Regions from separate parts of the Mus musculus genome. Here region 1 is linked to region 2. Evidence: chromatin loops called from intact Hi-C (ENCODE). Cell type or tissue: heart. All regions are shown on one strand. Each heading gives the region's core, and the rest is flanking DNA. Links, peaks and the distances in the headings are about the cores only. Region 1 overlaps Vps13d (vacuolar protein sorting 13D). Region 2 holds the start of Gm42344 (a long non-coding RNA gene).

Evidence for each region. A loop is a pair of places that touch in the nucleus more often than their neighbours do. Peaks named below come from ENCODE experiments on the same cell type or tissue, not always from the same donor. Only the 100,000 strongest peaks of a DNase experiment are listed, where the experiment ranks them.
Region 1: a loop joins it to region 2, with 1.8 times the contacts of the local background. A loop is called at or near these places in 3 of 42 quality-filtered maps.

Annotation. Positions count from the first base shown.
Region 1 is chr4:145,004,511-145,020,267 of GRCm38, forward strand. It overlaps Vps13d (vacuolar protein sorting 13D), which reads right to left. Exons shown (of 70, transcript NM_001276465.1): 66 at 15,627-15,757; 67 at 12,225-12,420. Among named protein-coding and RNA genes, the nearest start is that of Gm36317, 49 kb to the left of the region's middle. In heart, for the core only: no CTCF peak of the experiment used is centred there; a DNase peak (open chromatin) is centred at 8,911.
Region 2 is chr4:144,945,573-144,961,329 of GRCm38, forward strand. It overlaps Gm42344 (a long non-coding RNA gene), which reads right to left and starts at 11,247. Exons shown (of 3, transcript XR_881562.2): 1 at 1,948-11,247. It also overlaps a transcript of Vps13d not described here. In heart, for the core only: CTCF peaks have their summits at 2,739, 3,998 and 5,533; DNase peaks (open chromatin) are centred at 2,629, 4,059, 4,439 and 6,449; H3K27ac peaks cover 2,428 bases.

The DNA.
Region 1 (15,757 bases), core at 4,530-12,529, 61 kb after region 2:
ACAAGTGGGTTCAGTGTAGGTTCGTGGCCTCTGCACACCTTCTCCAGTAGAGTGCTTGAACTTGGACTAAGAGCCCAGGTAAGACCCACCAGTCAGCCAGGTTCTCAGGCTTGATTTAACTATTGATTTTATGTGATGAAAATGAGAAGGACAAAAACCAAGTGTACCACACAACTCCCAAGCTTCACAGCACAGTGAGGAATCAGCCAGGTTTCAGACTGATACAACTGCTGCTTCATCTGTTCCATAGTCCACACTCACGAGAGACCATTGAAGCAAACACCATTGCTTGAGCCATAACTGTGAGGCACACAGGCTGAGTGGTTTATATAAAATATATAATTCAATCCACACCACCACCCACTGTGGTAGGTATTATTATCCCGAGTCCTTATGAGTCAAAGGAACCTCACCTTTGACTAAGGGAGATTAGGAGGGGAAATGGTGGCTTCAGGCCAAGGAACAGGACATTGACTCAAAAATCATGGACTGCAAGCCATCAGGGCTTTGTGCCACAGAGATGTGGAAGCCACCAGGGCCTGGGGCTTGTTCTCTCTTCTCACTGGCTGTCAGGGTTCTGTCCAGCACTGGGAAGAACATGCGGTTTTATGTTCTTCCCACATCTCCTTCTGAGACAAGCCCTTCTCTTTGAAGAAAGACCTCTTGCCCTCCTAGTGTCAAGATAAGAAAACTTTCAGCAACTTCCCTTGCAAACTACAAAACACCCATCAGCACCCAGGATCTAAGTGAGTTGCTCACCAGCTGCCAGCCCCTCTGAATGGCTTTTATGGTTCAAGGAGGGGTGGTGACAGGGCCCTGTCACTACCATGACTTGTGTTCTTTCTTTCATGTTTCTTGGGTTTGACAAGAGCCTTCTATAACCTGTTTCTTTACAACACAGAGAGAGATTAAACAGCAATACCAGACTCAAAGCTGGGGTCAGACTGGCAACAATCATTCTGAGAAAAGGCCCAGGGACTACCTTCATAGATGTCCCAAAGTTGCTTGATGGTGAACAGAGTGTAAACCACAGAGAACTGGGCCTGGGTCACGGGAAAAGCTTACAAGTACCAGCAATGTTATTACGTATTAATAATACCAAATGTGTAATAGTGATGTGAGCAGAGATAATGTCTGGGGTTCAGGAAACCAAATCATGCCAGAGCTCCTAAGGAAAGGACAACACTAAGGATGGAACAATTAGCATCAAGCCTGCATTATAGGGCTTCTGATTATATATGGCAGATCTAGTCCACAGAACTCCCTTGGAAGTGAAAGCAAGAGGATGCACAAGGCACACACCCAGAGGATAAAGGGAAGGTGTCAACAAGTTTTGGAAGCAAAAAGCAGATGGACACATGGCGATGAAATGTAAGCCCGGGGGAGGGGAAGCCACAAAGCAGTGAGCTAATTAGTATGGCAGAACTTGCTAGAGTTCAGAAAGATGAAGGCCGTAAGGATCCTTGAAGGCCTGGGTATAAAGGATAAATAGGGAGGTGTGTGTGTGAGGTGGTGAAAGAGGGAGGATTGGGTGGGTCAGAGGGTGAAAGAGGAGGGGTTGAATGCACACATATCCTAGGATGCCCACCAGACCTTCTCCTCCTCAGAGGTAGAGCTTAGCCAATGGGTTCCACCACATCATCATCACATGACACTCTGGAGCCCTCTCCAGCCTTACACAGAGGGTGGATAATCACCAACACCCAAGGACTGTCTATTCAGAAAAAAACAAGACAGAAACAAATGCAAACAGAAAGAAAAGCTCAGAGCAGGGCTAAGACAGGAGTCCTGAGGGATGGTGCAGAGAATGGCCAGTCCATGTGGAAGACAAGCCTATAGCTAGGACTAGTCCATAAGGTGGATTAGGTGCTAGGTCTAGGAGAAATCTCCATGAGAATGAATGAAATTGATAACCATCTATGTTGTTTTCGAATGCACAGAGAAGTGATTGTGGGTAAATTAGCAATGCACAAATGGGAATTAAAATATAAAACAAGGAGGGCGTGGTGGCGCATGCCTTTAATCTCAGCACTCAGGAGGCAGAGGCAGGTGGATTTCTGAGTTCGAGGCCAGCCTGGTCTACAAAGTGAGTTCCAGGACAGCCAGAGCTATACAGAGAAACCCTGTCTCGAAAAACAAACAAACAAACAAACAAACAAACAAACAAACAAACAAACACCCAAAAAATACAACAAGCATTCAGTAGATGCAGATAGAAAACTAAGCAAACAATATTACTAAAGGCAGTCACAGATTCAGGGCAGTGGGGGAGAGAACTGGGGACCACAACACACTAAATAACTTAAAAAAAAAAAAGCAAACAAACAAAAACTATGGCTTCACAGAAACACCATTTACACAGTTATTATGTAAAAATTGAATATTAATTTATCAGAACAGGATGAAAGAATTATACTGAAAATGAGAGGCACATGTGTATCTCAATAGAACGTCTGATGGGGTGAGAAACTAGCGGTTTGCTTCATTCATACATTCATTCATTCATTCATTCATTCATTCATTTTAGAACCACAGAGACAGATGTCTCCAAATTAAAGACATCATTAAAATGCTGAAATAGCATCCTCCATCTTTACTGTGACTGCTTCCAAGAGACCTTCAGGACCAGGACTGCTGAGTGTGGATACTCCCTCATCGGAATCATGTGCGAAGGGTCTGAGGTGGTTCCTCTCCTCTCCTCTCCCTCTTCTCTCCCTCTCCTCTCCTCTCCTCTCCTCTCCTCTCCTCTCCTCTCCTCTCCTCTCCTCTCCTCTCCTCTCCTCTCCTCTCCTCTCCTCTCCTCTCCTCTCCTCTCCTCTCCTCTCCTCTCCTCTCCTCTCCTCTCCTCTCCTCTCCTCTCCTCTCCTCTCCCCTCCCCTCCCCTCCCCTCCCCTCCCCCCTCCCCTCCCCTCCCCTCCCCTCCCCTCCCCTCCCCTCCCCTCTCCTCTCCTCTCCTCTCCTCTCCTCTCCTCTCAGTCATACCCTTTTCTGCCTCCCAGCTAACTGTATATACTTCTGCTCCAACAGCACGAAGCCTCAGAGTCTTGGAGGTACTAAAACACAGAGAGTCTGGAAGGGTAACAGAAGAGGGCACTCAACCTGTGCAGCTATGGGAATAGCATCATCAGTCCTTCAGTGAGTCTTTTTGATGGTGTGGATAGTCTGGTAAATGACTTGCCACCCATACTTTGTAAGCCCATTAAATGTCCTAATGTCCCAAGCTGGACTTCAGTGGACTCATACTGTGGTTTATTGTTTGCGCCTTAGAAAGAGGGGGGCAGGAGTACACATTTGTTTACATCTCTCCAGAGAGAGAGCTCCCACAACAGGGAGGCAGCCCCTTGATCTTCAACAACCAGGAACAGGGAAAGAGGGGCAGAAAACTGTAGGGTTAGCTACTGAGACGCTAGAAAGTCTTTTGGCTTAAAAAAGAAAGTTAAAATGTTGAAGTTGGTGGTAGCACTGTTTGTAATCCCAATATTTGGGAAACACAGGCAGAGGAACCAGGAGTTCCAGGCTAATCTCTGATCAGAAGTGAATATGAGGCCAATCTAGAATGAGCAAGACTGTGCCTCAATACCCTCTCACCCCAAAGAGACGTTATCTCCTTAAATTGAGATTTATTTTAAGGGTTGTGAGATGGCTCAGTGGTTAAGAGTACTGGATGCCCTTCTAAAGGTTCTGAGTTCAATTCCCAGCAACCACATGGTGGCTCACAAGCATCTATAATGGGATTTGATGCCCTCTTCTGGCACACAGGTTTACATGTAGATAGAGTACATATACATAATATAAATAAATCTAAAAAAAATATTTTAAAGAAAAAGCTTTTTTTCTTTAAAAAAAAAAGTAAGAAAACAGTGCAGGCCAAAATCATAGGATTTAAATATTGTTCTTAACAATTGCAAAGCAGATAATGCTGACTGAGTAAACATGATACAAATAACTGAAACACCAAAGAATCATTTATTAGCTTTAAAAACAGTGATTAAACTATTTGTTTTGAAAGTGCTGCAATAAATCTGGAAATAAATGGTGGGGAATGGATATGGACACACAGCACCTATAACTGCCGCTGGCTGTAGTTTTACCCTTTTAAAGCCGTCAAATTACTAGCACTACCAGAGCACGAAAGAGAGATTAAGGGCATTAACAGGGTGATTGGAGATGGCTCAGTAGTTAAGAGCATCAGCTATCCTTCCAGAAGAATCAGGTTTGATTCCCTGCACCCACATGGCACTGCACAACTGTCTGTAATTCTAGTTCCAGGGGATCCAATGCCCTTTTCTGTCATCTGTGGGCAGAGCAGCAGGCATTCTTGTGGTATATATACATACATATAAACAAAACATCCATACATATAAGATAGATGGATGGATAGATAGATATCATTACTACACAAACTAAATGGTTTGATGATGGTTGATGCTCAACTGGAAAACTCTTCAGAATAGTTTTACCCCAATTATTCAGATATCCTCATTTAATGCTACTGAATACATGCAAACAAAAGAGTTCAATAATCAATGTCTATTGTCAATTTACAGTATTACTAAGCAACTGTATCTGAAAAATCAGAAGTCAAGAATGGGTGAACCTGAATTAATGGGATCCCCAGCAGTTCAAACAGACTCAAAACGATGATCTTAGATTCCACATCTTCCCTCGAAGACCCTTTCTCAACCTTTCTAATGCTGCGACCCTTTATACAGTTCTTCATGTTGTGATGATCTCCAACCATACAGTTATTTCATTGCTACTTCATAGCAGCAATTTTGCTACTTTTGTGAACTATAATGTAAGTATCTGATATGTGAACCCTGACAAACCAGGTGGAAAACCCTGCTCTAACGGATAGCAAAGCATATGCAACAGTTGGGTTAGTTTCACAGTAGGAGGGGAACAGGTGTCAGCTCTTCCCACCCCAATTGTGCCTCTGGGGTCAACTGGTGAAATCTGGGGAACCTATGAGCCCTGCCCTGGCCATTCTTCCTTACTCAGCAAGGCTGACTGGATTCTAGCCAGGATCCCCAGGACCCAGGCTCTTCAAGAGGAGAGGTGGAGCTCTGTTCTGCCTCTTTGAAGTTTTCTGTGGTTGCTGGGATTTTATGATATGACCTGGGTCGCCCCTGCCATTCTCGATGTTTGAAGTCTGTTTGGGGAAAGTGTACCAGGAGCCGACTCCAGTGTGAACAGAGAGCAACAGCCTCATAAAAACAGCTTTCCTTCAGGAGTTCAAAGGGCTTCTCCAAATGCTGTGGGCTGGCCCTGCTCTACCAGCTTTGCTAGTGTAGACAGCTACAGAGTGGGCAAGTAAACTCTGAAACCAAGACACAGTTCCCCTCCACCTGAGGACAGTCGGGGTTGTGCTAACCCAGACCAGCATCCTTCCAACAGGGTGGACCTAGGCTTTCTGCTCAGCACTTATGCTGCCAAAATTACAGTTTACTGGGTTGGGCAGGTTAAGGTAAAGGACTACATGAAGTAAATTATTGTAAGAGGTCTTTCTGGTATGTGATAAAATCCTTCCAATCATTACTTTGTGAAATCTAGTAAAATCCTGGAGCAAGCCAGGAAGAGGGCTGACAATGGTTGGCCAAAGTCCAACGTGGAGCATCGAGATACTGTTGCCGCCCTCACCTCTTCAAGATTAATCCGACATCACCGATATGTGCTGTTTATCAGCAAAAAGAAGATCATCACTACATTTTACAACAGAACAGCTTGTTGAAAATTAACCAGGCACAAGTGTACCTGCCACCGGTAACGTGCTTGCACAGTTACTTAAGGTGAGGGAAGGGGACTGTTTTACATATTTGCAAATCTCTTATGAGTCTTCGAAACAGCTGTATTCCATCTGCTCCTACATGCACTCTGTTGGGGGTTCTGGAAACTGCCATTGTACACTCATTAGAGATTACTGGTATAGAACTGTTGTGGAACTATTGTTCATACATAAGTACATGAATGTAAGAATACGGTTGTTATGGAGCTGGGGTTCCTCAGGGGCCCCTGCTCCAAAAGTCCCCATACCTGCTCAAACCTGCACTAAGGAAAGCGCTTTACACTCCGTATTTAATCCACTCAGGATACTGATTGGTGACACTGTCCACTGACTTGATTATATAAGTACTTTATGGCCAGACAGTTTCACCCAGAGCTTACTGCCACTGAAAACGTGGATCTGATCTGATTTTATTCTTCTCTCGTAAGCCAAATTAGTAAGCAATTTCACAGGATTCTTTCTGTCTTTGAACGGTGTTCTGAAATGGGGAGGTAGGTGCCCAAAGCTACTGGCAAGCTTACAAACCTTCGCCCTACCAAATCTTCCACCAATCTTCCACTAACTACTGCTCTGCAGCAGAGGATTAATTGTGTGCAGTTCAGAATTCTTCCCATCTGAAGCTCTTTGGGAGAGGGGCTTCCAGTTCCACCTGGAGCCTCTCTTCAAGGAAGATCCCAGCCTCATCCCAGGCAAAGATGCTACTGCAGTTAGGAGTCAATGTGCATGCATTGTTCTATGCCTCTGAGGCCTTCACAGTGGACTCCCACAGGCAGTAAACAGCTCTGCATAAAATACAGACCTCTCTCTGGGATAATTATGAGCATTGCTTTACTGCAAGTTTAGACTGAAGACCTTGAATTTGAGTCCTGTGAACTCACTGAACACAGGCAAGAAGGACCAACAATGGCCAGATCATTGGTTCTCTGATGGCAGAAAGCTCAACCCTGACAGCCATCTGTGTAGGACATGTTGGTTCAGACACTGAGCCTGCTCTCTTCCCTAAGTTCAGTCGGTTTTCACTTTGGGAGCAGGATCAAGCTTTTTCCATGAAGTCAGTCATCCTGGCATGCCAAAAATGGCAAAAATGAGACGCTCTCCTTTCTAGAAAGGATTATAATGTACCATGACCAAAAAAGTGGTTTTTTTTTCCTCTTAACAGATAATCTTGCATAAAAATGAGTCATGGGATTTCAGAAATGGAAGGCTTTTCTTAAATACATGTGAGCATGAACACACACCTTGCCTTTCTCTCGCAGCAGTAGCGCTGAGCTTTCCATAAGTCATGCTATAATGAGGACGGCATTGTCTGGGGCCTTTTGAGTGAAGGGGAGTGGAGGATTTAGAGTTCAGCAAGAGGGAAGAAGTCTGTCTCAGAAAATAAGACTTCTCTACTTGTGTTCCTGCGAGAGAATTTTAACTTATAAGGCATGAAGGCCTGTTAAGATGTTTCTTAAAAATATCTTCTGTAATTCCCTTAGCCTGAGTTCAGACCGGAGTGAGGCAGCCACTGTCATTAACGCAGCATAGCTTCCAGCATAGCTTCTGTGGAAGCATGGGAAGACTGAGGAATGAGAATATGCCCACACCATGAGGAACGGAGGAGCTATGGCTCTCACTTTGTAGCCAAGAGCAGAAGATAGACGATGTGGAGACCATGATGTCCACTATGCCCCATGGACAGCAGAGGAGAGGCCAGACAGTCCCCTCCTTTTGTTAGAACATGGTAATGATGTTCTGGCTTTCACAGAAACGGGGTCCCAGGAATGCTGTAATCATGCCGTGCCCCAGCAGAAGGGTACCAGGCTGACCTACACAACCATCTAGGACTGGGCAGAGAGCCTCACAGTCAAACACAGAGAGCTCCAGCTTTCACCCTGTCAATATCCACATCCGCATCCCTGCTCCCAGCTCATAGCACTCATCTGTAAGGTCCATGGTTGAACTTAAACAAATGACAGACAGGGGCTGCAGGCTGAATAACCCAGTGCATCTTCAGAGTGTTACTTTTCCTGGGTAGCAAATGAAAACATTTCCTTAGAACAAACATGGAAAAAACCCATAAAATTCATTTGCAATGGATAGATCAAGCAGGAACTTCCAGAGGAATGCTGGACCTGTTCAAACAAGGACTCTGCTTCTCCATTTCAGTGGGGCACTGCTGGGGAGACTGAGAACACTGATGAACACCTGTTAAGCTTCCTTCTCTGGGAAGTCCCAAAAGCCTGCTCAATGTCACAATGTGACACCAAGTCCAAGGCAGAGGTACTCAAAGCAGGAGCACCACAGCCAGAGAAGTACTGGAAGCAGTTCAAAGGAAGGTGCAAACTTTGTACCAGAGAGGGTTCTAACTTAGGAAAAGCCATTTGGTTTCTCACCAACAGGCCATTAAAAGTGTCATTAATAAACTTTAGGTGGTGTCTTGGGAATGTTTTTACTGAAAAAGCCAAAGATGCCCCACATAAATCCTCTGTGAAATCAGCCCAGGCTTATTATTCAAAAGCTTCCTAGCAACTGCAATCTATGCCTGGGCTTGGTACAGGGTCCTGGGATTCCTGAGCATCAGTCCTGATGGCTATATTCTTAAATACTGATCTATCATCATCCTTCAAACTCCCCTTCCTACTTATCTAACTTAAATAACCAGATAAGCCCAGCACTCCTGGCCTTTGCTAAATGGGTTTAAATATTTCAAGTTCTGCCAACTCCCATTTCTCTTGCCTTTTGGGGTCTTGACTGAAAAGGTGAAGAAATATTTTGAAGGAAACCTCTGGGCCTGGCTTCATAAATCTCTGTCTGCTACTTTCCCAGCATGCTGTATTGCCAAGAGCCCACAACACAGAGAGAAGTGTGGGCCTAAGCAGGCAGTTCCACCTTTACTTGAAAACTAGTCTCTTTCTGGACATCCCTGTCAGTACCACTGCATTCAGGCAGAGAACCAGGCATGCACATGGCCGGCTGCCCTGCTTGGCCTGGTCTGCTCAGAGTGTGCCAGGAGCACTCATATGGCATCAATGGCACTGCAAGCATCTGTGCCATTTTTATACTTTACTTGAGAACAGACAAATGTGGCCCACTCCACGTAGACTAGAAGACGCACCCTGAGCCAGCAGAACACTGCCTTGGAAAAAGCTTCCTGTTTCAGTTCCAAACCACACATACTTGTAGAGTTAACAAATGCAGCGGGGGATACTGGTCTGCAATGGATGCATGGGCCAGAGGCACTGCTGGCCTTGGCCTTCTTCTTCCCCCTCCCTTACTGGCCCTTCCTAAGGACTGTTAGGCTGCATGGGAACACTGGAAGAAAGTTAGGTGGCTGTCTTTTTGGAATGCCCAACAAGAGGAACTTAGAAGTATTTTAATCTGAAAGGACATAAAGAGGGGGGTTCCCTATAAATAAAGCCATGCTCAAATAAACATGAGAAGGAGCCAGTGTTTCCTGTAAAGCTACTATGCAGATGGATTACTGGAAGGAATACTCTTTCACAGTTTTATGACTTACTTCACTATCATCTGCTCAAAAGTTGGGTCATTTAAAACATAGATGGCTGAGATCTAAGCCTTCAACAGGATGAAATATGGCAAAGGAAGCAGAGAATCTCTTCCAAGTACAGACTCAGAGGCAGAACTCTTGGACTCTTGGGTTCTATTCCTGGCGAGCTCCCTGGGCTCAGGTCAGTCTTCGGTCAGAATCTCACTTTTAATCCCTTCAAATCATTTGTTAGTCCCTGTTGTCTAAACAGTGGGGAAAACCCTGAGTAACACCCCTGGATTCTGTTCAATCAACGGGGATGGCTGGAGATGGTTCTACCTCACTTCCAAGAAGCCGGGGTGATTTATCCCTTGGGTAGTGTCAGGATGTTGTGGAGAGACCTTAGTGTTATCAGAGCAAAGTCCAGAGACAAGGACACATTTCTCCACCTGCAGGGAGCTCTGACCATGACCTGAAGATAATATTGCTAGCCTTTCTGTAGTTCTTCATGCTTCTATATTAAAATAACCCTGGTTGGGCTTCAAACCCTTGGGAGGTAGACGATTTAATAGACAGGTATATCTAATCTCTTATTTATAGATGGGAAATGCTGAGGTGTGGACAGGCTAGAGATCAAACCAACGAGTCAGGTTTAATAAGTGAGCAGGGTTTGGGACTCTGCCCTGCTGTTTTCTGGGTCAAGTGTTCTGCTCTCTGCAACACATGGCTTCTTATTAATAACCTGGGCCTAGAAAAATATGCAGAGGGAGCCAGGTGAAAGGCTACTGTTTGCCCTTTGGAAGACCCCGTTCCACCTTTTCAATACAGTAGAGGGTACCAAGATTGATCTACTGGCCTGTGGGCACAGCTGCTGTGACGTTCATAGTCACTGGCCCTGAAAAAGCTGCGAGGACAGATTCAAGCGGATAACTCCCCCTCTGAATGGCCCATGCCCATGGGCCCTTCACTTAGTTCTGTGGCTTGTTTCTAAGCAGAGAGATTGTCAAGCAGGGGCTGTGCTGGGGTCATGCTGTAAGCTGCCTGAGTCTGGCTTTACTATCTCTAACCAGCTGTGTGGCCTTGGACCAACCACAAGGCTTTCTGAACAGTCTGTAAGTAAAGCTTAAAGATGTGTGAGACTGGCCAGGTGGAAGCCTCTAGACAGTGCTTGGAACGCTGTGAGAAGCTTATTCTACTTGGTCTGTTCTGCCAGGTTCCCTTTCAGCAATTCTTCCCTTTGCCTGTTCAATCCTTACTTGTACTTTTGTGCTCCTCGAAAGAACTGAAAACATCCTGCAGGCTTGCAAACCAACACTGTGCAAAGGTCAAAACATTTCTCTTCAGTCAATATCATTAACCTCTTTGTAGCACAGAAATCATCTTTTAAAGATTCAATGTTTAAACATGTGTCTATGTGGGGAGAAGGTGTCTGTGCATGTGTGAGTGTGAGTCCTTATGGAGGTAAGGGCACACGTTAACTGGAGTGAAGGTGGGTGTAAGCCATACTACATGGGTGCTGGGAACTGAAATCAGGTTCTCTGCAAGAGCACTGCATGGCGTACACACTGAGCCACTTTTCTAGAACCTTACAAAAAATTTCCTTTTGAGCAAACATACTAATCCCTTGATGTTTTGGTGTTTTAACAAAGAATAATTCTTTGAGAATGTTTGGGTTCTTCAGTTGTATTTACACTGCATGCTGGAAGAGACCTCTTGAGCTTTGAGCAGAAATAAAGAACTAGCTGGAAATACTTTGGAGGTTTCTCTACTGCCTGACCATCTTCACTGCTCCACACATACCTCAAAATAGACATCAGGGTTGTTTTAGCTTTATATCTGAGAATAGAATGTAGCTTAACTTGTGTGCAGCCTCCACCTTACCACCACCACTGCCCCACACACCCCAAGCAGCTATTTCCAGACGGAAGACATTTTGGCACCTGGTCTATAATCACAAGCACTTCCACTGCAGCAACACGTCACTGATGAAGTTCCCCGATGGCAGACAATGGCACTCATTTTAATTGGGGTTGACATGTCTTTGAATCTTACTGAAGAAGCAACAGGTATAGGCATAGCCAACCAGCTTCTAAACAGGTACAATGCTTTATCTGGGGATCATCAACTATGTAGGCTGCAGTGAACTTCCTTGGGCTTAGTGGAGCCCCTCTAGGAACAGCAACCCTCCTGTCTCTTTGGAGACAGGAAGCTAAAGCAGACCATTAAACAAACACCTAAGCTAAAGTGGCTGGGTTCTGTGGACATAGGCCATCTCCAATTTTTAGTTCTAGTTGGTATCAAGACAAGTCAATATCTCATAGCAGAATGACCAGCTTCCTTGTGGAAGTGGGGTTGGCTCCTTTTCCAAAGGCTGGAGGACTGGCTGGCATTTTTGACTAGAGGGAAACCTAAGAAGGAACAACCCATGTGGTTAACTGCAACTTCATATACTAGAATTACACGGGGTCTAGGAGCAAAGACCACCAACCAGCCTTCAGTAGGCTGATGGCCTAAGGGGTACAATTAGCTCGGGGAACTTATAATGATACAATGGTAATACTGATCTCTTTGATGAAAGAACCAGACATTGCATTTTCTTATCAATTTTCAACATAGTATCTTATCGACTTAAAGAAAAACCTGTGCCACTTTTTGTGTAGGTGGGTGGAGTGAGAACAGGATTCATGTAGCCCAGGATAGCCTTGAACTTAAACTGAACCTTAAGCTCTTGGTTCTTCTACCTGTATTTCCCCAGTGCTGGAATTACAAGCATATACTATCCCTTCTTCATGCCACGGTGTGCCTCCTTTTTATATATTTTTATTGCACAAGTCAAGATATTTCTGCTACATGTTTAAGTTAAACAACATAACTAAGTCATACAGACTATTACCAAACACATCTATGTGGACTACAGAATCCTCAGACCTGAGCTCAAAAGTAGAGATCAACTCTCACCATGACACTGACCTGGGACCACTGAGTGTGGCTGTGTCTCTCACTGCCTGAGCTGTTTCTGATGCAAAATCCAGGGCACCTGCCACTGGCTTGGTCACAGTGCCAACGAGTCCCTTGCCAAGGCCAGATATGAATCCACTGACTCCTCCTTCTGTTTTTACACCTTCCACTGTTGATGTTATAACACTGGTCAATCCACCAATGATACCTAGTGAGAAAAACAAAGAAACAAAACCAAACAAGGTCACTGTCACCTGGCCAAGGTCAAAGCCAACAGTATCTCAAACCAAATTTCTAGTTTCTGCATCTGGAATGATAAAGGCAGTTTGTTGATCTCTAAACAGGCCACAAGTCAAGAGACCCAAGGGACTTGTCTAGAAAGTCCAGAATCAGAGGACACTGTAATAGTCTGTGAGTTAGAAGGAACACATGTCTAGGATAATTTTAAAAAAAGAAAATCAAAACCAAAACAAAACCCCTGGGCTATATTAAGAGTGTCGTAGGTAGAGGGCCTGCCTAGTGCACAAAGCCCTGGTTCAGTCCCCATTGCTACATAAAACCAGAAACAGTAGCATACACTTGTAATCCTAGTACTAGGGAGGTGGAGAACAGAAACCAGAAATTCAAGGCCATCTTGAATTCAGCTACATAAATTCAAAGACAGCCTGGAATAAGTGAGACCCTGCCTCAAACTGAAAAAAAAAATTACAGAAAAGTCATCAGTTCATTAGTCAATGTTTTTAATGAAAGCAAAGGTGAGAAGCTAATGGTGGTCCTTTTTTTTTTTTATTCTATTCCAAGTCTTAAGCAGCATACAGGCAATAAAGAGAGGATGCAGAGAAGGGGATAAAGCAACAGGAGACTAGGAAACAGGGTCCTTGGGAAAGGTTTAAGTGCCTCTGAAATGTAAAGTTGAGAACCACCACATGTTTGACATGGTTTGTGTAATACTGCATGCTTTGCTGAAACCATTAGGGTAAACAATGAAGAATTCATTAAGGCACCCCAAATAGCTGCTAACACCACCCAAGACCCTTGGGGTTGTATCAAGCTTAAAAGACCAATCTAATTGAAAAGGCATTCAAGCATTTATTTTAAAAGCTGACAGCAATGGTTGAAGTAGGCCCAGAAGTGTCCACAAGTTGGCAAAGGCTAGTGAGGTCACAAGCATTGCAGGGAAGAGGCAGGCCCAGTACAGTGACCATTTCTAGGACTCGGGCCAGGGACACTCACAGGATGTTTACCCTCTGACAGTTGGGGTGTGAGGAAGCTCTCTGCACTCTTCAGCTCTAGTGAGACAAATTAGGAAAGGAAACTGGTTGGGTGAGAGTGTCCCTGAAATTCATAGAGTTTCTTTCAGATTCAGGATCTTTTTGCTCCAGTGAGGCAACATTCCTATCCTAACTCAGAACAGAATTCCGGCTAAACAACTAGGACTTAGGAGGTGGTCTTCAACAGATCAAATAGGACTCCAGTTTTTTATTCATTTATTTTATGAGTATGTGAGCATGCATACGCGCGCACACACACACACACACACACACACACACACGTACTCACACTGACACCTGCTCACACAAGCACACTTACAAGCCAAAGTCCACATGAGAAAGTCAGGAGACAATTTATAGGAGTCAGTTCTTCCCTTCCATTATGTGGGTCCTGGCTATTGAATGCAGTTTGTCAAGCTTAGCAGCAACCATGTTTGTTCACTGAGCCATCTGATCTTCTCCAGGACTCCAGTTCCAAATTAAGGAGACTAGATAGACTCTGGTCTTATTATAATGTGATTCTTTTCCTCCTAAAGGAGACTCTCCTTTCACACTGCCCAGAGCTCAGTGCCCTCTTGGATGAGGCGGGTACTGGTTCTGGGCTCAGATTGGCCTAAGTGGCTCCTGGAGGGGTTGTGGATAGCATAAGGACAATCTTTGATTGGAGGTGATTTGGCAACTGTGAACAATCACCCAGCTTCTTAGTACATAGCTGTGTTCATCCAAAAAGTGAGGCCAGCCACCTCTCTCTGAAGAGAGGATAGCAATTAGACACAGCAAAAATCTTCACATTAATTAAAACTGTGCTCTACTTGCTACTGTATTACATTACAGCTAATAAAGACAATTTAATCTTTACTCCAGAAGGATTATTCCAAATCTTTACTTTAAAATTTTATAAACAGATTAATTTAGCCCAGTTTTACACCCTGCCTGATACTTGGTCATCCACTTTACAACTGATAGGGCTCAGAAAAGCCTTCCACTGTAAACACTGTACCCTAAGCTTAGAACTAGTCATACATCATTATAAAACAGTGACCTCCCTTCTTCCAAATATAGACAGTTGTGACTGATAGACTAGGGGACTGTCATCGTATCAATGATTCCTAGGGTCTGGTCAAAGCTGCTAGCCATCACTGAATATACTATGGGCCAGTGGGCTCTAGATGGCCCCTCTGCTTTTCTGACACTCAGGCCATTTGACAGTGAGTCACACATCACTGGCCATATGACCAGTGCCACAGGTGCTTGCAGAAGTATGAGCGGAAGTACCTAGGTCAGGAATGGGGGCAGCACTTCCTTCTGTGTGGCTGGGGGACACTGGTAGAAAAATTGACTGGGCCTGTATTTCCAAAGGCTTTCGATGCCACATTTAGAATTTGCTAAGAAAACCACAGTAATAGGAAATGGGTGACAGTTGAAACAAACTCAGAGAAAACACATGTCTGCCTGCCACTTCCTTCTTTGCAATTACATGTTTTGTAATTCTGCATCTATCTTATAGACGCAGAAACACCACAACCATATGCCAGGAGCCACTTTTATATCTCAGTTTCTTTGGAAGGAACAAGTGGCAAGCATCAGGCAGTCATGTGCATGGGTCAACACATGCAGACATCTGAGGTCAACCTCTGATGTCATTCTTCAGGAGTCATCTACCTCTTGTTGTTGTTGTTGCTGCTGCTGCTGTTAGAGTGTCTTTCACTTGGCTGTCTGAATGGCAAGCCCCAGGGATCCACATCTGGCTTTTGATGTGGTGCTGGGATTAAACTCGGGCCTTGTGCTTGCCTTGCCAGTGCTTTACCAACTTGGCCATTTTCTGAGCCCTCTAAAGATAGTTTTAAAGCAACAGGTCCAGATTCTAAGAGGAGATTGATGGATTGTATCTGATGCCCTTAGCCATGGAAGCTAGAGAACTGGAAGGAAGTGCAGTGCGCTCAGCATCCCGAAAAGGGACAAGGACTTCAGGGAAGGAGTGAAAAGAAAGGCTATCAGACTCACCAAGACACCTCACCAGTATCTGCTGCTGGCAGCTTTCATCCCCCTCCTACCCCTTGCACTGAGATGTGTATATAAAGGTACTTATGAGAGGCCATGGCAAGAGGGGCATTCTTCCTTAACCTAATTGCAAGTGCCTTACCATGAGCCAATCCATGAATGCCAGCCACAAGGTGCTCTCCACTGGTGGCAGCATGGTATCTGATGTACTCTCGCTCTGACTGGTGCCGATTGTCCATCGTCTTCCCCAGGCCATCTGATAGTGTCCCTGCA
Region 2 (15,757 bases), core at 2,516-10,515:
TTTGCTCAGTATTATTAAAAAGATGATGTGACAAGAAGGAGAAAATGAAAGCAAATATCAGACACCCATCAATCCTCAGAGCTAATACCATTTTCATAGCTGCATGTGACCCTCACAACCCAAAGCACAGAAATCTGAACATGGCCACAATCCTCTTCTTATACTTTTCAGTTTATTATTATCATTATAATTATTATTATTCTGCTGCTGCTGTGTGTGGTGTATCACAGGAGTGTGCATGTGGAGGTCAGAGGACAATTTTCAGGAATCAGTTCTCTCCTTCCACTTTTGTGTGAGTTCTGGGGATTGAACTCAGGACATCAGGCATGTGTGGCAAGTGCTGAGCCATGTCACTGGCCCTATAAATCTTTTTCTTATTCATTTTTTTAATATGTACATGTGTGTGCGTGTGTACATGCACGTGTGTGTGTGTGTGTGTGTGTGTGTGTGTGTGTGTGTGTGTGTGTGTGTGTGTGTGTGCACGGAGGCCAGAGACACCTCTGGTGTCATCCTCAGGGATACTGTCCACTGCCTTTGGAATAAAATCTCTCATTGACCTGGAGCCCACCAATTCAACTTGACTGGCTGGCTAGTGAGCCCCAAGACTTCTCAGTGCTGGGATTATAAGTGTGCACCCCCTTGCCTGACTTTTTTACATAGGTCCTAAGGCTTAAACTTAGGTCCTCTTGCAAGGCAAGTGATCTACAAATGAAGTCACATGCTCAGTCTACCATGATGTGTTTTGTTTTATATGCAACTAGCAATATAGTAATACCATACTGGACACACACAAACTCACAAACACACACACACACACACACACACACATACATACACACACACAGAGAAATTTTTTCAACAGAACATATTTTGATCACAGGTTCCCCTCCCTCAACTGCTCCCACATACTGTTCCTCCTGATCTACCCGACTCCATGCCTCTCTCTCTCTCTTTTTTTTAAAAAAGAAAACAAAAAAATTAAACAAAGATAAAAACACACAAGAAACACACACCTAGAGATACACAAAATTGAAAATGGTACTATACAAGCAAAGGAACAATAAGAAAAAAAACAACAAAAAAAGGCTCAGCCAGGGTGATGGCACATGCCCTTAATTCTAATCCTAGCAATCTCTAGGCAAAGTCAGGCAGATCTATGAGTTCTTAGGCAGGCATAGTCTACAGAGCAAGTTTCAGCACAGTCAGGTCTACACAGAGAAACCCTGTCTCAACAAAACAAAACAAAACAAAACAAAACAAAACAAAACAAAACAAAACAAAACAAAACAAAACAAGTGACAAAAAAAAATCACTGACTTTGTTTTTTGTTGGTTGTCTATTGCTGGCTGTAGGGCTACCATAAGTGTGGTTTGTGTACCCAGTGAGAAAACTTTTTTCCTTAGTGAGCAGTTGTCAGTTGGAGATAACTTCTTGGTTCATGGGAGCTCCTGTCCCCTTCTCCCTTTCTGTGCTAGTGCCATGTTTGGTTTGAATGGATGTAGGCTGTGCACTTGCTGCCACAATCTATGTCAGTCCTTTGTCATTCATCCCCTCTCCCTCCTTACAATCTTTCCAGCCTCCTCTTCCACATAGGTCTTTATACATTGTTGCCATTATTCTCTTGTATCTTGTTCTGTAGCATTTGTATACAACTTTGGAACGCATATCCTTTGATGTCTGTTCCCCACCTACCCCCAGAGTTGCCCGAGTATGTTTAGTTAATCTCTCTCTCTCTCTCTCTCTCTCTCTCTCTCTCTCTCTCTCTCTCTCTCTCTCTCTCTCTCATTGTCTCTCTCTCTCACACACACACACACACACACACACACACACACACACACACACACACATACACAAACACACACACAGAGGTGCACACATCTATCCATTGATCAAATATCCAACAAAAGTCTATTAGGTTTGGGGGCTATAGTGGTGAATAAAACATACCAGTCCCTGGACACAGGCTGGTGGAGTGTGTTCATACAGCAGGGGTGACATTCTGTAAGGACATAGCAATAGCAAGCGTCAGATACATGCCTGGCTGACTGTTTGGACCCCAGGCAAGCAGAGACAGCTCTGCCTGCCTGGCTTATTACAGCCTGACATTAACATGTGGCATCTTTTTGGACTGGCTTGTGGAGTTCAGCAGAGCCTGACCCAGAATAGAACATAGTTTATTCTGTCTAGTGGGGTGAGGGGTCCCTCTGAGAGCAGGATCAGTGAGGGAAAGCTTTACTGACGATACCACTGCAAAAGGGTGCTGGAGGCTGAGTTGGGGCTGACAGACAGGAAGAAACGACTCTGGGAAAGTTTTAAGGCCGCTCCACAGACTTGAGCCTGGGCACTCGGCCTCATGGGCCTAACTAAAGGTCCAAAGTCTATTTATGTCTGTTGGCTAAGAGTTTGAGGTTCAACCCACCTTCCAAGGCCCCATCTACCTTGCCTTGTTCAAGAATGTCACCTTTTGTCCAGTGTGGAGGGTATTATTGCTGAAGGACAGAGCCCTGATTTGGAGGGCCTGCAAGAAGAACCAGAAGGTCCACATGAAGTCCTATTATGGTCGTGTCACTTCCTCTGACCTTGGCTGGGACTTGGCCTCCTGCCCTTTGGGAGTTCACAGAGAGGTGATATCTCCTCCAAGTGGAGAATGGTTCCCTCCCCTCTCCAGGGAGGCCTGGGTTTATAGATGAAGTTCCAAGGAACCAAACAGCTGGGACTTTTGAGACTGTCTATTCTTGGTGCAAAGCCCCAGGGAGCCTTGAGGCAGAGGATTTACAACGGCAATGCCCCTTTGCTGAAGGCAGGGTGGGGTGGGGTGTTTCCCTCTGTGGCTCCTGCTTTCTGTGGGGTCTGGGGAATAGCTTAGAGTTCAAGTTCACTTGATGCCATCAGCAGAGCCATGAGAAAGGCTGGCATCTTGACTCACCCAGGTGGCCCAGAAGAATGTCACAAACCTTGCTCCAGCTCCTTGACTGTGGGGGCCTCTGGGGTTGTCCACTTTTTCCCAGTGGGAAATTCCAGTCTGTTACCCAGGGTCTTGGGAATAGCTTTGTGGTCTTCAGAGCCACGTCTTGTTAGAATTGTTGTCTCTACTCTGCACTACACTGGGTAAATTAAATTAGCCTTGAGGCTAATGTATAAAGTGAGCTTCATCCGGAAGCCATAGGATAGAATGCCGGTGGAGAGAGTGAGACAACTCCTGATTGAGATGTTGGGTTTGTCCCTGGTACCTCCTCAGAAAGTCAATCAAAGGAGCCAGCAAGATGGCTCAGGAAGTGACAGTGTCTACTGCCAACCCTGACGACCCAAGTTTGATCCCCTGGAACCCATGTTGTAGATAGAGAGAAGTGACCTCTGTAAGTTGTTCTCTGAGCTCCACATTTGTGCCATAGCACTTTGTGTGTGTGTGTGTGTGTGTGTGTGTGTGTGTGTGTGTGTGTGTGTGTGTGTGTGTGTGTATACTTGAGAGGTAGTTCTTAACAATCAGGTAAACTGAGCCCCTGAGACCTGGCTTATAGAAGTGCTGGCTTTGCCTAATCTTCATTCTCATAAAAACCCAATGAGGGAGACAAATATAAGCCTTTTAGGGAAAAAGACTCAAAGGTTCAGCAAGGTTGATAAATTCACTCACAGCTGCACAGCAAACAGATGGCCTGGCTGGACTCCCCCATGAGTGGGCTCAGAGCTGGTCAGATGTGCATGAGATGGGGAATCCGCTGAGAAAAGTCCATCTTGGACCCTGACACTTGGAACCCAAAAAAATGTACTTTCTGGTCAGCCAGGCTTGAAACCTCAGAAGGCCTCATTCCAGGCATTGCCCCCCCAGGACCCCAGAATGGTTCCAGAGTATATCAGGCTAGTCCCTAGACCTGTCTCTAGAAGTTTGGCACTGGTATTCAGGAAGCAGGGAGGAAGGCCAAGCCCCTGGAGCTGCCCCAAGGAGGAGAGCGGTTTGGCCAGCCAGCCGGTGGGGCCAGGCTCCTTTGTTGCACACTGACAGGAAGGTGCGGCCACCACACACTTCAGCTGCCAGCTCACTGTGGTCACTCAATCCATCACCCAGGGTGGGGGCGGCAGGCCCCCAGGCTCCTGGCGGCTAGGCCTGCAGTGTTGTTTTAGTCTGACTCGGGCTGTGAGATAAACGGGGCATGAACTGGCCCCTTGGCAGGGGGTCAGCCCCTTCTGCCCTCATTAAAGTGCCAATCAAGAAGAGGAATGGAGAAAGCTGGTGAGCTCAGCCTCTCCCCAAGGGGCAGGATCCAGACTCCCTGAGAGAGAGAGAGAGAGAGAGAGAGAGAGAGAGAGAGAGAGAGAGAGAGAGAGAGAGAGAGAGCCAGCAGTACATTCCACTGGGCCAGCCAGGCCAGCAGCTTGCATCTGGTTGCAACACTGCAAAGTTGAGAATGGTCTGTTCTGCATGGGGGTGGGGCTTGGGGGACAATCCTTCAAAGCAGGGAACACCCTGCCCTGGCCTGGTCATAGGCTTATGGCTAGGTATCTGCTGCTACTTGATAGCCACACTGGCAATACAGGCCGTCTGATTACCTCTTCTGAATCTCAAAGCACCTCCTGCTCCTTCTGATAGCTGATGGAGAAGCCATGGCCTTGTGGGTAGGGAGCCACCCAGGGGTGGGCAGTGGCCACTGGGCTCAGGCACATACCTGGTGATTTTGTAGTGGCACTGGGAAGGCTGGGTTCACTACTGTACTGGAGAGGCTGGGCCTACCTCTCCTCTCCACATTCTCGAGAAGCCTCTCTCTGACCTGAGTCCTGTCCCCGGGATAACCAGAAAAGCCAGTACACAAAAGCAGAAGAGGCTGAGCCTATTGAAAGCAGGATTACCTCTATTCTGTCTTACAGGATAGACTCAGGTGCTGGCCTGGATGCAGTGTCCCTAAAGGCCTTCTTGGGGTCCGAATGCCACACTGTGAATTCTTGTGGGAAGTCTGGCATAAGCTCCACCCCTAGAGACCACACTGTCAGAAGCCTCTGGGATGGGGCTGGAGGTGGGGACGCTGACCTTCTGTATATATTCCTCACAGTTTGTCTGTTCTCCTAAAGCAATCTAGGGAGATTCCCAATGTTAACCTTAAACCTCTCCATGTGGGTGCACACACATGCACCTCCACACACACACACCATGTACACCCACACGTGTACACCTGTGCATGCAAGCCACACATACACATGAAAAGAAAAGAAAAGATGTTATGATTTTGAATTCCTTTCACATACTAAGCAATAATAATAATTGCTGCCATTGCTTGGGAATTCGTGATGCTTGAAAGCATCGTTTGAAGCAAGTTCTACCTGATTTAAGTCTCCCAACAATGCTGTAGAGAAGAAACCGTGCTGCCCTGTTCTGTGGGTATGCAGAGTCGGGTTGCTATGTAAAAACCTACATATGTAGTAAATCCAACATAAATGTGGTTTGCAACATAAATGTGGTTTGCAACTTCTCTTCTCCTGCTTAGCTGGCAGCCTTCCTCTAGTTAGAGTGGCATAAGTCCAGGTTCTGGCCACCTTGTGGCTCTGCTTTGTCCTGCCTTCCCATTGAAAGCACATGGTATCCTCAGGCTGCTCCATGGAGAATGGTCTGTGGTGGGGGACAAGGAGGTTTGGGACGTGGTCCATTTGCCTTCTGAGCAAACCTGCTCTATCCATGGGCCTAGCTGATCTCCATGATCTGTCTCATGTGATAAATGTGACTGGCTTCCACACCTTGTATCAGTTGGGCACCTGACCCTGACTTCCTGTTAACCTCCACCAATGGGAGACAGTGACAGAAGGTCAGAGGGCACTGGGAGAGGTGAGAGCATTTGCTTGTCAAGATGGATAGTTCTCATTTTCAACTGGATACAACCTAGAATTACCTAAGGAGAGTCTCAGTATAGGACTGTCTAGAACAGGTTGGCCTGTGAGTATTCTGTGGTGGGGGGGGTTGTCTTAATTACATTAATTGATATCAGAAGAACCAGCCTATTGTGAGTGGCACAACTCCCTAGGTTTGGTCCCTGATCTGTGTAAAAGTGAAGAAAATCAGATGAGTCCTAAGCATACATACAAAAAGAGTTGTCAGTCAAATGAAGAAGCACCCTATAGAATGGGAGAAAATACTTGCCGACTACAAATCTGGCCAAGCATCAGTCTCTAAGTCATACCAAGAATGTAAGAAAATAAACAGCAAGAAAACAAAGCAAAGCAAAATGATAAAAATGGGCCATGGAGTTGAACAACACCAAAAATATAGCTGGTTAAAAATCATTTTTAAAAGTGTTCAACATCGTTGGCCATCAGAGAAATCAAACTGAAACCACACTGAGATTCCATCTCACCCCAGTCAGAACGCCTATCATCAAGAAAACAAATAACAACAAATGCTGGGGCAACCACTATGGAAACCAATCTGGATGTGTCTCAAAAAGCTAAAAATAGAACTTCCATATGACCCAGGCGTGATACTCCTGGGCATGTATCCCAAACGCTCCAGTCTTCCGAGGGAGAAACTTACTCATCAGGCTCATTACCGCTCTGCTTGCAATAGCTAGGGAATGGAATCAACGTAGATATCCATGAGCCAATGAGTGGGAAACCAAAATAAACACAATGGGCTTTTATTTATCTATGAGGAAAAATGAAATCTTTGGAAAACAGATCAAAGGTGAGGCACCCCGGGTCCAGAAAGACAAATGTCACAGATTCCCACTCAGATGTAGATCCTAGTTCAAAATTTGAGATTTGTGTGTAAATGTGGAGTAGCTCTAAGCCCAGGAAGCAAAAAAGGACTCTTGAGAGGGAAAGAGGACTTAAGGGAAAAGGGAATAATAGAACACATATAATATGAAGATGGCAGGGCTATGGGGTGAAGGGTGGAATACTGAGAGTTAATGGTTTAACCAGGGACAAGGGGTGTATGGGGGAGAAGAAGGTGAGGGTAGGTTAATCAAAAGTAAAAATATATGAAAACCCTCTATAGGAATCCATACTTTGTAAACTAATTAAAAATATAATTTAAAAGTAGTTGGAGGTGCAACATAAAGTTCCTACATAGAGGAACAATGATTCCCAAAGAAGACATAAGTTCTTAAATGAAAATATCAGTACTAGGTGTGGGATATCCCTTTAGGAGTCATTGGTCAAGGAGACCGAGAAACACTCATAACAGAAGCTGTTGTCAGAGCTCCTGGTTGTCCTCCACAGTTAGACAGCAAAAAACCCTATTGCTGAAGACACCACATACTTTGCAGGTCATAGGGAAATCAAACTGGAATTGACTTTAAAAGTTTCTCCCTGCCAGGGTAGGCGCATCGTCTCTCACTGAGGCCAGACACGGGAACCCTGTTAGGGAACAGGTACCACAGTCATCATGTGGGGAGGGTCTCTGTGAGGGAGGATCAGGAGGAGGTACAATGTTTGATGTAAATAAATTAATTTAAAAAAAGTTTCTTCCTGCTGGCTAGCTAGTGAGGCTGCTAGACTGACCTGCCAGGATAGATGTGCCCAGGGCTATAGTAATGGCATCAAGGTTATGGGCTTTTAGATTCATCTGAGGCCTATTCCACAGGAAGAAATTCATGTCTCATACCATTAACCTGGTCAAAAGCCAATGGCCTAGGAGGTCACCAGCTCTGGGAGAAACCCTCTACTGCTGTGTTGTTGTTGTTGCTGTTGTTGTTGTTGTTGTTGTTGTTGTTGTTTTGGACATGTTGTTAAACCACCTACGAAACAGTTATGCTCACATTCAGAGATTAGTACTGCCTTCAACTTTGGCCAGGAAAGCTCCTCTCTGTTGCAGTTAGCAGTTAATGCAGAGATTCACAACTGTGCTGAGAATATTTATCTGTTGAGTAGTCAGACCTAAAGATGTCATCTGTACTAATTCCTACCCAAAGCTCAGGCACTACTATTCTGGAAGAGGGGCTGAAAGAGTGTCAGAACTGGAGGGTGAGGAGGAGTGTTGTGGAAGGCAGTCTTCAGGACATGGGCATGGCTCTCATGAACATGTAGCTGTGGTTTCTGTCACAAGATCAAGTCAGTACAATCAGGTGACATTCTAACCAACAGCGCCAACTGGAGGTAGTAGGTTATTAACAAAGGAAACCAGAGGACATGAAGGGGCAATGGAGACATGTTAGATAGATAGATAGATAGATAGATAGATAGATAGATAGATAGATAGATAGATAGATAGATAGATAGATAGATAGTCAAAGAATGAACAAAAGTATTCTATTCAATGGAAGAAGATGCATCTAATCCTCGAGAGACTTGAGGCCCCAGGGAGGGGGGAGACCTGGGTGTGGCGGAGCATCCTCTCAGAGACAGAGGAGAGAAGGAATGGGATGGGGAACTGTGAGGGAGGAGACCAGGAGGGCAACTGGCTGGATTGTAAATAAATAAAATAATCGTAATCATAACAATACTCAAATGTGCTGACACATATCCCAGCACTTGGGGAGCTAGAGACAGGCAGATCTCTGTGAGTTCAAGGCTACCCTGTCAGAAAAACAACAGTAATGAAATAAGCAATAACATTTTTAAAATACCACAAAATAGGAAATAAATGTTGTTAAATAAAAACATTTTTTTCTACTTTCCAAAATTTCATGGCTATACCACACATGTGTGGAGGTCAGAGGACAATTTGTGGGATTGAATTTCAGCTCTTACTATGCAGGTCACTAGGCTTGGTGGTAAGTGCCTCTACGTGAGAGTCATCTTGCTGTCTCTGGAGATGCTTTATTTGAAGTTACAGAGGATAGGAAATGGGTTAAAGAAAACACTGGAAGTGATAAAGGCCATTTCCTCAAATGGATGAAAGATATCAACCCACAGACTCAAGAGCTCAGTACATCCCAGCTAGGATAATTGCCAGAATACCACACCTAGGCCAGTATAGAAAACTGCTAAAAATCAGGGATAAAGTAAGCATTCTTAAAATTCACCCAGACAGACCCGAGGGTCTGGCTCGGCTATTTAAATGTCCATCACAAAAATGAAGAGCTGGGCTCTGATCCTCACACTCTGTCTATCAAACAGCTGAACATGGCAGAGAATTTGCAATTTTAGTGCTGGTCAAGTAGAGGCACGAGGTCCTCTGGGGCTGGGCTTGCTGGTTAGCCAGTATAGACAAACCATCAAGCTCCAAGTTTGGCAAAAGACCTTGCTTCAAAACCTAACGCAGCATGTCACTGAAGAAGACACCTAGACCTGAGCTATGTACCAGCCCCAAGGGCTATCATTATTATAGAAAAACTGACCAAATCTGGGTACTTGGGGCTCTACCACCTCAAGGTTCCATTACTTTACCAACTGTGACCAATTGTTCATGTACATGAGCCTACCCGAGACATTTCTCATTCAAACTGCCCTGGTCAAGAAACTGGGTGACTACTGCTGTAGTGTAGTGGCCCATGGCTTAGCAACTGAAGGAAGGAAAGAATCAAACATCCCTAATTCCCCTCTGTGAGGCTCAAGAAGCATTATGAAAGGAGTATAAAGATTATGAGAGTCAGAGGAATAGGTGAAATGTTGTGTAGCTATTTCCACCTAATGGAAACATTCTCTTTTGGTTAGGAGGCTTATTAAGGTTTAGGAAGTAAATATAACTCACAAGTCCTAGGAAGATCCTGAAATTATAAGTATGACAAGCCCCCTCCCCTCTTCTACGCAAGGGTATATAAATAGTAACAATTGCTCTGGAGAAGAGACTCTTCATTTGGGTGAGCTATCCTCTAGTTTTCCAGTCTTAATGCAGCCAATAAGAGTTGTCATTCATTCTGGGATGGGCTTTTTGGTGATGCAGCTGCTTTTCAGTCATCCATGCTTCTGTAAGTGACCCTCATACGTATGCCTGTAAATCATCCCAGTAAACTCACTACTGCACTAAGCTAGACTGGGGTGGAATTGTTTTTTTGGTCTGCTCTTGTGTACTCTATCTGGGGAAAACAGACATTTGTTCACGTGTCCCCATCAAACAGCATGGAACACCCAGTCTGCCTTCAAATCTGTGATCCTCCTGCCTCAGCTCTCCTAGTGCTAGAATTGTAGTTTTGTATTACCACACCTGGCCACAACTACAACTTCCACTTACAATACCTAAGTCAGTGATGGCAACTAGAACTATGTTAATCCCTCCTGGGGCATACCTCAACCTAAGGACCTGTCACTAGGTCTTGCTTCTTACATGTCCCACCTCTTATCACCATCACTTTGAAGGTAACGGCTCCAGCACATGAACACTTGGGGGAAAAAAGCCCACATTACAGCCATAGTAAACGTCACTTACATTCTCATTTCTCTCCAATTGGCAAAGAAAAAAAAAGATTATTATATAACCATGATAAAGGTGTGAGGAAGCACACTGCCCTTCATTTCTGGCAGCCATATAAAACTTTAATCTCTATGGAAAGTAATTAGAAGCATTTATGAAACTGCCAATGTGTAGAGATAGAGCAATTCCTCTTTTATGACTCTGAGCATGTTGCAAAATCAGGCCCGAGCAAGGTGAGTCACTGCAGCTTTGTTTGCAATAACAAGAAGACTGGAAAAAAATCTGAGTGGCCATCAGTAGGACACTGGTAAACACTACATATGCAATGGAAATCCTATATGATCCAAGAAAAATAGAATGTGATTTTTGTGTTGATATAGAATGATTTCTAAGACATTATTAATGAAAATGCAAGGGAAAAAACTAAATGTTTATCATAAAGATAAAAAGGACAAAGAATATAGAGATATGCATGTATTTGCTGAAACACATATACTTATAAATGTGTATATGTATACATGTGCATGTGTCTGGAAAAATACACAAAAGGCCAGGGAGGGAAACTTGACAAGTAGATACAGGAGTGGGAGGCAGGAAATTGATGATGCAAAATGATAAACAAAAGCAAACACAGAAGGCAAGAGATAGTGTGCAACAAAAGATCTCAATGTAGCCAACTTCCCGTTCTCTTTCTCAACATCACTTCATCTTCTAGAGAGAGATGTTTAGGAAGTTTTCCACTGGGAAGATCCAAAGGGAATTTAACCCTCAAATTAGACCATTTGCCAAGCTAAAGTGGCAAGCTGTGAGTTAGGGCTAAGTCTACCAATCACTTTGTCTTAGGATGCAATTAACCACTCTTGAAGGTAGTATGTAAAGAACGAATCACTGTTTTCAGTTTGTTGGTGTTTTTAGAATTTTTATAAAATTTATAAAACTGAGGTGACTCAGTGGTTAAGAGCACTGGCTGCTCTTCCAGAAGACTCAAGTTTGATTTTCAGCACTCAGATGGTAGCTCACAACTGTCTGAACTCTCACCCTCTTCTGGAGTCTGTGGAAACTGTACACAAACAGTTATATACATACATACATACATACATACATACATACATACATACATACATACATACATACATGCGGGAAAAGTAGCCATATGCATAACATTTAAAATATCTTTTAAAAGCTGATTTCAAAATACCAATAGCCACAAGGATACAAATGAGTTGTATCCTCATTTGTGTGAGCTCTATTGATGTGATTGCTGGATTAGTTAGGTTCAAAATATGAGCTGCTAAGAACTGATCAAATTGGATGCTCTCTTTCTCCTACAACCTCAGCATTTACAGCCAGAATGAATGTTACCTTCTGAAATAAATTGGCTAAAGTTTGTACCTATTAATGATTAATGATCTGAACAGCCAGGCAAAGGTGACCACCAAGGTGCCCAACCAACTTTTCTTGCCTATCTGATCTCCATGCGTATGTGTGTGTGCGTCCACGTGCACTTCTTCTGCCTCTGTGCCCAGGACTGTAACTACCCTGGGCAGCTGGCCCGGACCTTGGTTTTGTTTGCAGAGTTGCCTAATCTTGCCAGTGTTTAGCAAACAAAGCCAAGCTCTTGGAGCCCAAACAACATAGAGCCTGCTTCTGACCCACAAAGGTTTATCTCTCACAGACCCAAGAAGCACTAAAAAAATGCTCTCAAATGTAGCTTTCTTGGAGGTGAGAAGGGAGTTTCAATGGATTCATGAAAGGCTGCTCATTTTATGACTCAAACTTTGAGAATACAGATCACTGCTGGTGGACTTGGTTGGCAGCAGTGGGATGAGAAGAGATGCCCATGAGCCATTCCTGCCTCTTCTCTTCTGATGCTAGTGCTTTTTAGCAGTGTGGAATCTATGGTCCTCTCACCCTCCTCCTCCTCATGAGCTTGTCCTCTGTCTCTGTGATTCTTTACCCAATGATTAACTTCTGTACTCTCCAGAGCTGAGATCTGTCATTTTCCCAGCCTGAGATTGAATATCTCATAACAGCCTGTCCTTGGCCCATTAAGAAGCTTCCCCAGGGCCAAGGCTGTACAATGGTATGAATCTCCATGGTCTCCAGGACAAAGGTCAGGGATCCTGGCAGCTTTAAAAGCATCTCGTCTCACTTCTGCCTTGGCTGCTTCATCTCTGTCCTGCCCTGGCAAAGTTGTCTTGCTCTTTGAGACTATTTCCAACCCTGAGAACACAGCATGTATCCTGGATCGTTATAGCATAATGTCTATATGGAGAAGTCACACAGGACCACAGTCTTGGACCACAGTTGGCTTCTCTTCACCAAGCAAGAAAAGGTGAAGAAGAACTGGCCACCAAGAATAAGGGAGACTCCTGAGGCAGGTTCCAGGGCTAGGGTCCCCAAGTCATTCCCTCAATGTCCTGAATGCAGATGCCTGAAAAACATTTTGAACAACCAAACGTGGTATCTTATACCCATACTCTTAACACTCAGGGGGCTGAGACAGAAAAATTGGAGTTCAATGCCAGCCTGGGCTACCTTGTCTCAAAATGAACAAACAAACAAACAAACAAAATGGCTTCAAGAGGCTAGGAGAGGTGGTATGAACCTGTAATCCTGGCGTGCAGGAAGCTGGGGCAGGAGAATAGTCAGCCTAGGCTACAGAATGTGTTTAAGGTCAGACTGGGCTACATGAGTCTCTGTGCCAACAACTGTCCACACACACACAACCCCAAAGGGGAAAAAGTTTAGAGTAAGTGACACTGTGTTCAATGTGGCCTGCTACCAGTTCTCAAGAGCATTGGATGTGCCTGGTTGTGACAACCTTTGAAAATTTGGTACAAAATGAGAATATAAATAAGCCCATTGACATTCTGTACATTGATGTCACATTACACAGTCCTATTTTGTGTGTGTTTTATTAAATGTATCATTAAAATTAATTTCCTGCCAGGCCTGGTAGTGCACACATATCATCTCAGGAGGGCGAGACAGGAGGATCATGACTCTGAAGCCAACCTGTGCTATATAACAGGACTTGTTTGGATTTGAATGGCTACTTTCCAGAACCAACCTACCAACAGGGGAACTGATAAAATGAAGGCTAAATACATGGCAGCTTTTTAAGTCATTATGAAGTATGAAGTTAGGTCATTTGCAAGAAAACGGTACAACTGAAGAGATGCAGATTCGTGAATGAAGTCAGACTGAGAAAGTAAGTGTGTGTGTGTGTGTGTGTGTGTGTGTAACTATGTGTGCTGTGTGTTTTGTGTGTATGTGTGGTATGTATAAAGGTGTTGTGTGGTGTGTGTGTAAGGGTGTGTGTATATGTGTGGTATATGTGTATGTGTGTGGTGTATGTGTGAACATAACATGTCACTCGTGTGGAAGTCAGAGGACAAGTCTGTGGAGTCTGGTCTCTGCTTCCAGCATATGTGGACGGCTCAGGTCTCAGGTGTGTGCAGCAGGTGCTTCACCTGCTGAGCATCTTGACTTAAGCCTTATATTTTATGTAGACAAACAAAATCTTACGTGAGCAGATGGCACGGAAGGAGAATAAAAACTATCTGGGACAGAGGGGGCAGAAAGAACGGGGAGAGCAGGGCATGGGGCACTATAGGGAGAGCTTCAGGAGCTTGCAGGGAGAGACCAGTCTCATTATATACCTGCATGGAGAGAGTCTTAGATAACCTTTTGGGTTTTTTGCTTTGGTTTTTTAAGACAGGGTTTATCTGTGTAGCTATAGCTCACTCTGTAGACCAGGCTGGCCTCAAACTCAAAGATCTGCTTGTCTCTGCCTCCCCAGTGCTGTAATCCATTTAATCGAATCAAATCAAATCAAATATCAAATCAAAACAAAGTAAAAAAAAAACAACTTATTTTCTTTTTCTGCTTTTTAAATGAAGCTGCTTAAACATTTTAAGCCCCACGGGTGGCCTTGATAAAAGGTTCCTTTGTTGCTCTTGCCTCTACTTACTACACCTGCCTCGGCTAAGGAGGCCCAGGGTCTAGAACAGTCTCTGCCCCACAGTGGAGCTTATGGTTCTGCTTCCTCTCGAACCCTCCAGATTCTCAGGCCACCTACATAAGTGTGGAGGTGTCACCTAACAAATGGAGACCATGAACTCCAGGAACAAATGCATGGAACACAGCATGTCCCAGCAGCAGGAGCAGGAGCAGGAGCAGGAGGAGCAGGAGCAGGAGGAGCAGGAGCAGGAGGAGGAGCAGGAGCAGGAGGAGCAGGAGCAGGAGGAGCAGGAGCAGGAGGAGGAGCAGGAGCAGGAGGAGCAGGAGCAGCAGGAGCAGGAGCAGGAGGAGGAGCAGGAGGAGCAGGAGGAGGAGGAGCAGGAGCAGGAGGAGCAGGAGCAGGAGGAGGAGCAGGAGGAGCAGGAGCAGGAGGAGGAGCAGGAGGAGCAGGAGCAGGAGGAGGAGCAGGAGCAGGAGGAGCAGGAGCAGGAGGAGCAGGAGCAGGAGGAGCAGGAGGAGGAGGAGCAGGAGGAGCAGGAGCAGGAGGAGCAGCAGCAGGGCTCCAGCACAGCACCTGAGAGTTCACACTCTAATATTTCTCCTCCCTGTTCTACTGTTCTTCTCTTCCCCCATTCCTCCCTTCTTCTCCCTCCCTCCCCTTTCTTCTTTACTACAAATCTACGCAACTCCCCCGCTGTTTTAAAAACACCTAAAGGGAAACAAAACGAATCAAAACAAAAACAAAGCCAGCCCTTCTCATAGAGTTAAGTTTTAGAGGCAGGGACCCGCCCGCCTCCCCAGTTTAACCTTTGAAACCTATTTCAAAACCAGGCTGGCTTCTGGCCAGGGCTCCCAGAACTTTCAGGGAGCAGGTCACCTACGGCCTAGTTTCCTAATCTGGTCCAATCTTGCACAACCTGACCTCAGGGTGGGTGGAGCAGGCACCCCTGCCCTTCCCACAGGCGCCTGTGCTCTTTTTCCCCGGGGATCTTTCTTGTTTCCAACTCCTCTAGCTGAACTCAATCTGCTCTCTTGGTGCACTGCCTTCCATTCCTGTCTGTTTAATCAGAATTAATTCTCTGAGGGAGTGACTCCAAGCCTCTTGTCCTTGGACATTCTACAGGCCTCATGTTCAAGGTGTCCAGAATGTACCTTGTTACTCTCCCTACCACCAGCCTTCCTGCTGTAAATGACCAAAATAAACCTCTGAGCTTGCCCTATGTCTGGTTTGTCAGTCTGGGACAAGCCCTCCTTCCATCCTTTGTTTCCAAATCCTCTTCCCACTTTGCTCTTTTCTCTCCCAGTCACACACACTTAAAGCTTAGGCTAATCCTTACCCCAAATATCTTTTCTCTGTCTGAGTGTAACCTCACCTTCCTGTCCTTTGTCCCCACTATTTCCATACTTGTCCCTGTTTGTTAATCCTGTTCCCACATCTTGCACACCACTGACTTGGTTGACTTTGGAAAGTTAGGATGGAAACCATAGTGGAATTGGTCAACGCAAGTGTGGGTGTCG